Linked DNA regions of Homo sapiens: region 2 is linked to region 1. A link is a contact called in ENCODE POLR2A ChIA-PET data. All regions are on one chromosome and are shown on one strand. The core of a region is the stretch at or near the end of the contact, and the rest is flanking DNA. Distances in the headings are between cores, read along the strand shown. Region 1 overlaps GRB10 (growth factor receptor bound protein 10). Region 2 has its middle 170 kb from the start of GRB10.

What was found. ChIA-PET counts read pairs that join two places held with the same protein, here RNA polymerase II (POLR2A).
Region 2: POLR2A ChIA-PET joins it to region 1 with 10 read pairs in activated CD4-positive, alpha-beta T cell. The contact joins two enhancer-like sites. POLR2A ChIA-PET finds 5 or more read pairs at or near these places in 3 of 52 experiments (K562, activated CD4-positive, alpha-beta T cell and common myeloid progenitor, CD34-positive).

What each region holds. Positions count from the first base shown.
Region 1 is chr7:50,738,573-50,743,844 of GRCh38, forward strand. The region is part of intron 3 of GRB10 (growth factor receptor bound protein 10); the gene reads right to left. Among named protein-coding and RNA genes, the nearest start is that of GRB10, 42 kb to the right of the region's middle. Within about 2 kb of position 1,684, at least 4 of the 41 ENCODE cell types and tissues checked have a DNase peak (open chromatin) inside an H3K27ac peak, as active enhancers do.
Region 2 is chr7:50,950,578-50,956,029 of GRCh38, forward strand. No RefSeq gene overlaps it. Among named protein-coding and RNA genes, the nearest start is that of GRB10, 170 kb to the left of the region's middle. Within about 2 kb of position 3,462, at least 8 of the 41 ENCODE cell types and tissues checked have a DNase peak (open chromatin) inside an H3K27ac peak, as active enhancers do.

The sequences.
Region 1 (5,272 bases), core at 434-2,933:
TGGGACTAGAGGAGTTCACCACCATGCCCAGATAAAAAGCTCACTTCTGAACATCCTACAGTTATACAACTGGATCATCTACTGTGCTACTTTAAAGAGTTCAGATTCTAAATCATCAGCTGATTTATCAAAATATGTGATTCATATTCACAGATAATGAGGAATAGTTTTATAAGCCAGTAGATAGATAGCAGCTTTCTGTCTATAATAACTAAAGACTTTCTCATTAACCGTTGTCAGATGATTAAGAAATTGTATCAATATCTGTTGTCTTTTTGCTTCCCTTGATTAAAAGGGCCTACTAACAAGTTTGGCTTGCTGTGGTGGTTTCACATTGTTCTTTTAATGTCGAAGGTTAAACCCTCCTTTGCAAGATTATCATTATAAATAATATATTAAAATTTGTTTATTTTAATTAATGAAAATTTAAATAATCTTCATGATAAAGCTTAAACTTCTTTATTGGACTATAGTTCAGAAAAATCGTTCAAGCAGAGTCAAAAGTTTACTCATTCTAAAGTCAACATTTTTCTTAACAATGCCAATATTTACACTTCTGGATCCAGCAGCTGAAGTTGAACGTCTTTGTGTTTCCGATTATATGGGTTGTTTTTTGTTTTTCCATGTTAGGGCAACTTGTACTAGTTAAATTAAAATGATACAACTGTCATAAACTTCAAAAATGTTGCACCCAATAACACTTTTTCTGAAAAGTACATTGGGTGTTCCTAACTGAAACTCTAGAGTCTAGCAGACTGTAGATGATACTCTTAGGCCCTCACCTCGCAGCTAATTGCAAATTATGTTTATGGTGGATTTAAACTGTAGAGCGTTTACCCTCCCTTCTGAAAAGATAGTCAAATAGACATCTTCTAACCCAATGCCAGTAAGCAGATGACCAAATGACACATCCGTGACCAATCCATGCTCACCTTGTCTATCCCGCATGGCATGTGGCTCATCACACATGGCAACGTACTAAGTGCATGCTAAGAACCCATGCAATCCACTCTCATATTTCCTTTTCTGTTCTACTGTATTTATTAAAAACGCTTTTCATGACCTACTAACTTGATTTCAAGACCCGGTAACAGGTTGAAACCTACAGTTTGAAAATAGGGCAGGGCTGTGTTTGGGCTTGTGGTCAACATCGGGGTCACCAACTTCAGTTGGAGGGCCCGCTCCCTCACGTCCCCTCCCATGCCTGCCCCTTCACATCCAAGTGCTGTCCAGGGCACAGAGAGGCTGGCCCACTGGCCTTTCTCTTTCTATTCCCTCTTCACCCCTCAGTCCTCATTTCTCTCCTCCCTGACTCAGGAGAGCCAGAAACATTCCCAGCAAACACCACAGCTCTTATGCCACCTCTTCCTGTGACTCCCGCTCTTTGAAAACACAGCTCATCTGCTTAAAGGAACCTAGCCAGCCCGGAAACTGTGTGAGGCTGGAGGGAAAGTCATGTGACTGTGCCACATGAATCCTTTCTTTTGTTATTTAGCCACAAATCCAAAATGTGCATTTAACAGTACTAGAACATTTTACTGCATTCCTTAGGAAATCTACATTGAACGTGTGTTTCAGAATTTCTCCTCTCTCCCCCAGAACACTGGCCCCCACTTGCCAGTCACTCAGATGACAGTCGCATGTCTGCCACACCTGACCCATTCAAGTGGCACACCATTCTAGCTCATCGCCCTGGTGTATCTTCTCCATGGCAACAACCACTTCCTGACAGCTTCACTTTTGAGACAGTCACAAACCCCATCTTGTTCAAGAACTCAGTCTTGTTCCCTGCCATACCCAGAACAGCAGATAGTAACAGGGACCCAAGAAAGATCTGCTGACTAATAAGGGTAAGTTGTACAATTAATGATGATTGGGTTAAATAATAAAATTCAATTCAAAATTTAAAATTTTAGAAAGACGTTTTGAGTCTTAAATCATCATAGAATTGTTTTTTTAAAAGCTGTACCTTCCATAAAAGCCAGAAGATCCTACTCTTTATTAAGAAAAATATAATTGAGCAATGTTCACGGTATATTAAAATAATCACATGTAGAATGGAAAACAATATTTACATTCTAAGCCATAATAAAAACATTAAAAGAAACTCATAATTCTTTAAACATCAAAGGGAAAATAGATGAAGACACATTCATTCGAAACCCAAACAATTTGCAACAGAAGAGAGAAGACATAGCAGTAAATGTCAGTCATCCAATTCTCCTTTTCAAAATAATATTCAAAACCATTCTAATGAAAAAAAAAAATACCCAAGGCAAATAGAAAAGCTTTAAAAAGGGAGCTAGAAAAGAAAAAGACAGAATGGACAGATATAAAAACCAAACACAATGCAAACAAAATAAAAGCAATGGTAGCAATGATAGTCAAGTGTCACTTAAAGCAAAGAAACAATAATCCAAATACTAAAAAGCATTGATAAAAGCATAATTGATAATGAATAAAAACAGTATTATCCTCCAAACAGCAAAGTATCAAAATACAAAGAGCTAAAATTAGAAGCAAGTTTAATAAAAAGTTTACACTTCAATAAAAAGTTTACATTAAAAACAAACACTATGAGAGTCTCAAGGAGAAAACGAGGAAAACTAGTTGTTGCAGATGTTGGTCTATTATGTAGGACAAAGAAATAAAATTGGAATGAGTAATGAGAAGGCATTAATTGATATTTATGAAAAACAGGCATTTGCAAATATTTATAAACATTTGCAAAATTATTATTTTTTAAAAATACTAAACCACAAAGAAGAGTAGTGCATTTTACAAAAATGCAAAGATCTCTGGAGTTGCAGAACACGGCCCCAAGGAAAAACCTGTTACATGCTGCCTCCTCCCAGCCTGCATGCAGCTGCAGACAGGACCCCAAATGTCCAGCACTGAGACAGGGACCGTAGGCCAATGTGCCAAGGGGCTCCATGCTACATCCAAATAAAGAAAACCAGAAATTAGGAACATGTGTTTAAAAAAAAAAAAAAAAAAAAAAAACGAAGGCACTTGAAAATTAAAAACAAGCTCTGGCCTAAATAAGTGGTTCAAGGAGGAAATAAAGATACAATACAGTCCTAGACAATTAGGACAATGCACACCCCCATGTGTCAAGACAAATAAAATGAAGCAAGAGAAATAAAAGAAGAAAAACTCATGCCATGAAATGCATATTTTATAAAGACAAAATAAATGAACACCAACCCATCCATCTTGAACCAGAAAGAGGGAAATATACAGTCAAAAATCGGAAAGCAAAGCATGACAAAATTGAAATCCAAGAAATATAATAAAAGACAAATCTCTTAAATGTATAGTCAAAAAAACATACAAAATTTTAAACAATGAAATACAATGATTTTTAATCACACAGTAATTTTTATGCACACCAGTAAAGAAATAAATTTTGAACATTACTGAAATTTTAATTTTTACAAAAAAAAAAACCCAAATCAGAATCATCTAAAGTAAAAACACTTAAAATATAAACAGTGAAGATGAAACTGAGTAAAACCCAAACTCCACCCACCTACCAATATAAAGAAAGTGAATGGACTTGGATGGAAGAACCAATCAATGACCATAATTTGTCAAGGGAAGGAAAGAAAGATTCTGAAGCACCTGTTAATAACAGGCACTTGGCTCAGTGCTTTTTATGTATTTGTCTATGTGTAAACACACGCGCACGCGCGCGCGCACACACACACACACACACACACACACACACACACACACACACATACACGGCATCCATTCCCACTGATCACAACAAGAAAATGAAGTGCTGAGATGAAGGCCAAGGGCTGGTGATGGGACTCAATGAAGGAGACGAAGCTCAGTGCAGGAGTCCATGCTCTTAACCAGGATCCTACAAGTCCTAGGGTTTTCAAATGATGGTCCCCGGACATACAGCATGGGCATCACCCGGGTGCTTGTTAACACACAAATTCTGGAGCCCAGACCCTGACCTACTAAACCAGAAACTCAGTGGAGGGGGTGTGGTCCCATAACATGTGTTTCTGCAAGCCCTTGCATGATTCTACTGCTGACATAGTCCCAACTACTGGACTGCATATTACATCACTAGGGGGAAAGGGGAAGACTCTGCATGCCCAGGCTGCATCCCAGACCAAGGAAAATGAATCTCGGGGATGGGGAGGGGGTGGGGGGTAATAGTGTTAAAAGCTCCTCAGCTGTTTCCAAAGGTAAGCACCACCACTCTTTTCTTTAAATTACTGTTGGTTTCTATGATGTCTGCAGGGGGAAAATATTGGGGAAAAAATTCAGTAACGCTTTGAAGAATCATATCTCACTTCCTGGGGGCTGGGAAGGGGGAAACTGCTGCTACTACACTGCTTGAAGTAAAAACTATACTCGGTTCCTCAAAATGCCCTAACTGAATCCTAAGTACTAGATCCCTAACTAAAAGCTGTACCTGTTCTGCTTCCTGCCTTTAAAAAAAATAATAACTCTTGGGTTTTTTGGCATATGCAAATACAAAGAATGCCTTTTAGAACACCAATTTCCGCTTTTCTTCCACAATGCATTGATGGGAGAAGGGGGAGAAGGGACAGATTCAAGAGCTATTTTAATTATCTGCAGCAAAGCATGACCTCATTGCTTCCAACTGCACATTATTAGGTACAAGGGTCTATATGTGACCATAGGTATGAGGATGACCTTTGATTTTTTATTCTCAGCAGTTTGAAAAAGACTTGTGTGGCATATTCTATTCAAGCATCTACAGTTCCTTCCACTTCAGTAGTCTGGTCAGCCTCCCGACAGAAAAGAGTAAATTTTTTAAATCAATACATGATCTTGAATCTGTTTCAATGGCTTTGAAACGTAAGCGTGGGTCAGATCACGCAGTGCTGCGAAGCACAGCACCACTTTACGGTGGCCACATCCCTACTGTCATTTGTGGGAAGCATCAAGTCCCCTCAAGAAACCTGTGCAGACACACTAGCAGCATCCCCACTCAACCGATGAGAAAGAATCCAAGTAACTTGGCCAGCAGTTACTCCTGTTGCACAGCTGCATAGTTAATTTGAGATATGCTCTCCGCAAATCCAGAGCCTGAGTCCTGAAGGGGACAGCACAGAACCCCAACAGCAAGATCCTACTCAGGAGAACCAGGAGAGGCCGACACCAGAAACTAATTTTCACTTTCTAGGCACCCTCACCACTAGCACTGGTGTCAGAGAGAAGGTCTTCCCTTTTGCCGTGCTGTGGTCCACACACAGACATGAATGCCCAGGGCAGGACTGTT
Region 2 (5,452 bases), core at 2,212-4,711, 210 kb after region 1:
GTATTAAGAGGGAAGATTAGAATAATAAACTCCTACATCAACAAAAGTAGAACGATTTCAAATAAACAACCTAATGATACATCTCAAGGAACTAGAGAAAAGCAAGAACAAACTAAACCCCAAATTAGTAGAAGGAAACAAATAATACAGATCAGAGAAGAAATAAATGAAATTGAGACTAAAAGCAAAACAAAAGATCAATGACACAAAAAGTTGTGTTTTTTTTGGAAAAATAAAACCAACAAATCACTAGCTAGAATAACCAAGAAAAAAGAGAAAATACCCAAATAAATAAAACTAGAAATGAAAAAGGAGCAATTACACCTGATACCACAGAAATATAAAGGCTCATTAGAGACTGTTATGAACAATTATTTGCTAATGAATTTAAAAACCTAGATGAAATGGATAAATGTCTGGTTACATACAACCTACGAAGCTTGAACCAAGAAGAAATAAAGAACTTAAACAGACCAATTGTGAGTAATCAGAGAGAATATATAATATAAAGTCTCACATTAAAAAAAGTCCAGGAGTGAGGGCATCACAATTCCTGACTTCAAACTATATTGTAAGACTGTAATAACCAAAACAGCATGGTATTGGTACAAAAACAGACATATAAGCCAATGGAACAGAATAGAAAACTCAGAAATAAAGCTGCATGTACATGTTTTTTTAATTACATTTATTTGTAAATTGCATTACTGATGAATTATATTTTAGGACAGTAGAGTGGCAATTTAAAATAGTTATTTAACAATGGGGTGGTTTATGTGATAGGTTTGAGAAAGTTGACTTATGAAGCTGTATGCCTATTAATAATGAAGAACACACACATAAAACACACACACGGGAATAACCAAGAAACTTGTCATCTAGCTCTTGAATCAGAGATTTCTCCATTATCAATACCAGCAGAAGTCTTGAACCATTAGCATGCTATGGGATCTTGGACTGGGACCATCAAGGGGCAAGAAAAGGACAATGACAAATTTATTAAACAGGAAGAGGTGGGGAGGAGAGAGGGAAAGAGAGAGAAAATCTTTCCAACTCAAAATGTGTATGAAATAAAAATTTAGAAACTCTTGGGCAAATTTCACAATAGAAAATTCTGATAATCAACTCAACTTGGTAAAATTAGTTTTGGTTAAATGAAAAGAATAATCTGACAAAGACTTCAACGTGAGTTTTTGGAATTGCTTAGAGTTGTAACTGTAGATATACATAATAATCCAAACTATGACTAAAACCAGATAGAAATTATAAATATACTTTTGTATGCAAAAAAGTACTAATTAGACATCCTTAATTGAAAAATATGGTCACAGGAATGCCTGTGCTGACAAGAGACACGAATTCTGAAAAAATTTTCTGACTTTTCTACAGCTTCTCACAATTTGCCAAGTTCCACCTGGTAAGGGCAGACACAGATAAGGAGAGCAAGGGAGAACATCCTTCTCAAAGACTCCCCTACCTAATTTTCCTAGAAAAATCTACTAAGAAGAGAACTGGCATGAAACCCTGCCCTTTACTATGAAATTATTCCTGGATGTGAATATTTAGAATTTCTACCATAGCAAACAATTTTCCTGAGTTAAAAATTGTTTCTAATGGCAAACAGTCCTTTTTTTTTTTTTTGCAAGTGAAAGGCTTTGTAACCTCTAAATAGTGTCCTTCACAATTAAAAACACAGGCTTTGGGGCTGGGTAGACCTGGGTTTGCTTCCAGCTTTGCCTTTTACTCAACATGAGGTTGTAGGCAGTATTTGTGTGCTCTATATTTCCTTATCTGTTAAGTGGGGACATCGACTACCACTTAGCTTGTAGAGACACTGAGGACTAAAGAAGTAATGCATGGGAAGTCTTCTTTTTGCAAATTTGGTTTCAGTGCAGGTAGAAACTCTCTTACTCAGGGTCAAGCTGGAATGCCTTGGACATTACTACCTGCTTGAGCCTTTTGTGTGACAGGAACTGATGCCAGCATTGTTCATTTACCTCTTTTACTTGCTACTTAATCCAGGCCTGTCAAGGACTCCCCATGTAGATGCAGCCAAACACGCCTGAGAAGATGCCAGCTGAATAAAGCCCTCACCATCCCCTTCACTGTTTCCTATTGTTTGTATTTTGATAATCTCACAAGCTCACTACAAACTTTCACTATTTAAAAAGTGCTCTGTTAAGCAATGAGAAGTCACATGCACATTAGAGAGCTGATTTTTGAAACTGAGAGTTGGCTGTGGGTGCCGGCATTGGCAGTGTAGATGTGGAAGCAGGTACCTGCCCGGGGGGAGCAGGGCTGGTCCATGCACAGTTCTATGGGAAGGATTTGAGGACTTCTCTGTGAGAGGTGCCATCACATTTTAATTACCACCAAGCTTGCTTGGCAATGCGTCCTTTCTTGGCAACATGTGAAAAAATAATTTTGCAAACTGGAAGGCAGACTGGTGGTTGAATTCTTCTTTGAAAAAGAGACTCTGTGGTGCCCAGAGGGAAATGATATTTTAAGCTTGCCACAGGGCTCCATGTTGCACTGAGAAAGACATTTCTCCATGCTATTTTGTGCTCCACAAAGCACTGGGAAAGTCAAGGCACACATGAGAACAAAACTTTCGCAGTGGGGAGTAATTTGAGATTACATCCTTGGGCCTGAAGGAAAACCTTGAGATGACCATAGTTTGTACTGATTCCCTTTTCCCAGGCTCCTGTGCTGGTAACATGGACAGGGGTTTGTCCTTCTCCACCTGCCTCTGCCAAGCACTTCTTGGCCGGACTCTGTCTCTCCACACCACCTGGGGCAGTCTGGACTCCCAGAGCGTGGGAGAGTTTTGTCACTTGCCTTACACAGATAACATAAATAAAATGTTTTCCAAAGCAGACAGACACTTGGGTAATTCTTTTGGAACACTTAGTTCATGACGTTCCAGTAAATTATTGCATCAGTGGAGAAGAATGGTGCAGGGCACGAGGGAAAACTTTAAAAGAAAAGTACAAGAGCGAGTTTAGGCAGATTAGCAAATGGCAGAACAGCCACGGCCAACCAATGGCCACAGGTCATTGCAACCTGTGGGGGGCTCCACTGTGGAGGGAGAGAAGTGCTCCATGCATATGTCTCTGTCCTGCCATGCATGCTCCTAAGACACTTGGAGTGCTTTGGAGGCCAATAAACAAGGGGGACACCCCAGCTCCTTTAAGGGCTGGAGGAAAGAATTGAGTATTGAACTCAATGATCTTTTAAAAATCAGGAATAAACCTACATTATTGTCCTCCAGTCCCCTAATCGATGGCACAGATGTGGGAAAGAGCTTGGCTGAAAGTGCTATGAAGACTTCCTGAGTCTTTTCCTCAGCTTCCTTTGTGTGCTGCAAAGCTAGACTGAATGAGCACCCAGAGAGAGAGGGGTGACTCACGTAGGTCAGGAAGCTGGTTTCAGTGGCTTGAGGGACTGGTCTCTGCCCCTATTGTGAGTGAGACTGATGGAGCTACAGGACAGACAAAGGTCAGTCTAACCCCCTCAGGCCTTTCTTACTCACCAGGCTGGGTCAGGCAGTGAAATTAGGGCCCAGTCACTGTGCCTTATTTCACTTTTCCTGGCTCTGCAATGTAGACGGCAACTCCTGAATGATTAAGTAAATTCTCCCTTACACTTTTCTAGTGAGTTTTATGTTGGGGCTAAAGGTGTATATCTGGGCCATTCCCTTTGACCAGTGTCTTAGTGATTTGTAGTTTGAGATTAGGTAGAAAACTGATTTTTTCCTTTCTTAATGGAAAGAAACAGGTGCAATAGAAAACACGTTTCAGTCTTAAAACGTCTGCAGCACCTCCTGTGAGTACTGATGGTTGGTTCATACCCATCTGGTGAATGCCACAGGTGGCTTCAGGGGAGAAGGGAGGCTGTGTGGGAGCCATGCTTGAGCAGTAAAGACCCAGGCCTCGGAGGCAGGCACTTGGAGCTCCCCACGCACTGGCTGGGGCAACCTAGGGGATGTTGCCTGACCTTTCTGAGTCTCCCTTTCCTCATTTACAGAATGCAAACTGTACTAATAGTGCCTATTGCACAGGGTTATTGGGAGAGTTAACAGTGATAGAGCTGAGTCTAATTTTTACCCTTAGCCCGTGCCTGCGTGTGAGTGAGCTCTACTGTTAGTATTGGTGATCATACAAGTATTAGTATTTGCATGGCTGGAGGTATTCGATAGCAGCAAATCCCCAATTCTGAGAATAAGACTGCCCCCGAAGCTTCTCTGTGAGGATCTGTCCAATGGTCACAGGAGGAGGAAGTCTGGCCCAGGGACAGGACAAGGATGCAACAGGAAGACCAAATGGCCCCATTGGGACTCATGCCCAGCTCCAGGGGAAACAGGAACTTCTATGACTCTGCTTCTGCCTATGTCACAAGTGCCTGAACAACTTGCTAAGAAGGCCGGGCAGATGAACCAGCTTGTTCCAGGCTCTCTCAGTGCACCCGATGGGCAGACATCTGCATCGAGTCCAGGGGGATCCCTGATCCCAGGTTCCTCTGCCCAGCCCTGTGAGGCCCATGCAAGAGGGCAGGGCTGAGGCTGGAACAGTGAGCGCTGCAAAGTGTTGCAGAAGAACGATTTTCAGTAGGAAAAGGGGAGCAGCAAGAAGATCTAACTAGTGGTGTTTGTATGTGGTGTATATACCTCAATTATAGTTCACGTAATCCCAGCACTTTGAGAGGCTGAGGCGGGCGGATCACCTGAGGTCAGGAGTTCGAGACCAAACTGGCCAACTTGATGAAACCCCATCTCTACTAAAAATACAAAAATTAGCTGGGCATGTTGGCGGGCATCTGTAATCCCAGCTACTCAGGAGGCTGAGGCAAGAGAATCGCTTGAACCTGGGAGGCGAAGTTTGCAGTGAGCCGAGATCGCACCATTGCACTCTGGCCTGGGTGACAGGAGTGAAACTCCATCTCAAAAAAAAAAAGAAAGAAAGAAATACCTGAGTCTAGGTAATTTATAAAGATAAGAGGCTTCATTGGCTGATGATTCTGCAGGCTGTACAGAAAGCACAGCAGGGACATCTGCTCAGCTTCTGGGGAGGCCTCAGGGAGAATTTACTCACGGCAGAAGGTGAAGGGGGAGCAGGCACCTCACATGGCAGAGCAGGAGCAAGAGAGAGAGAGCGAGTGGGGAGATGCCACACACTTAACCAGATCTCCTGAGGACTCACTACCATGAGGACAGCACAAAGCAATGGGGGGTCCACCCCTATGAGCCAAACATCTCTGGCCAGGCCCCATCTCTGACACTCGGTGTTACATTTTGATATGAGATTTGGTGGGGACATATATTCAAACTACATCAGCAGGCTAAAGAGAGTTTTTTCCCAGAAGGGTCCCTTTGTATGGCAACTGCCCTTCCGGTGGGGCCTCGCTGCCAGGCACCAGGTCTGACCTTGCAGAAGTGCCATCTTGGTGAGATTCC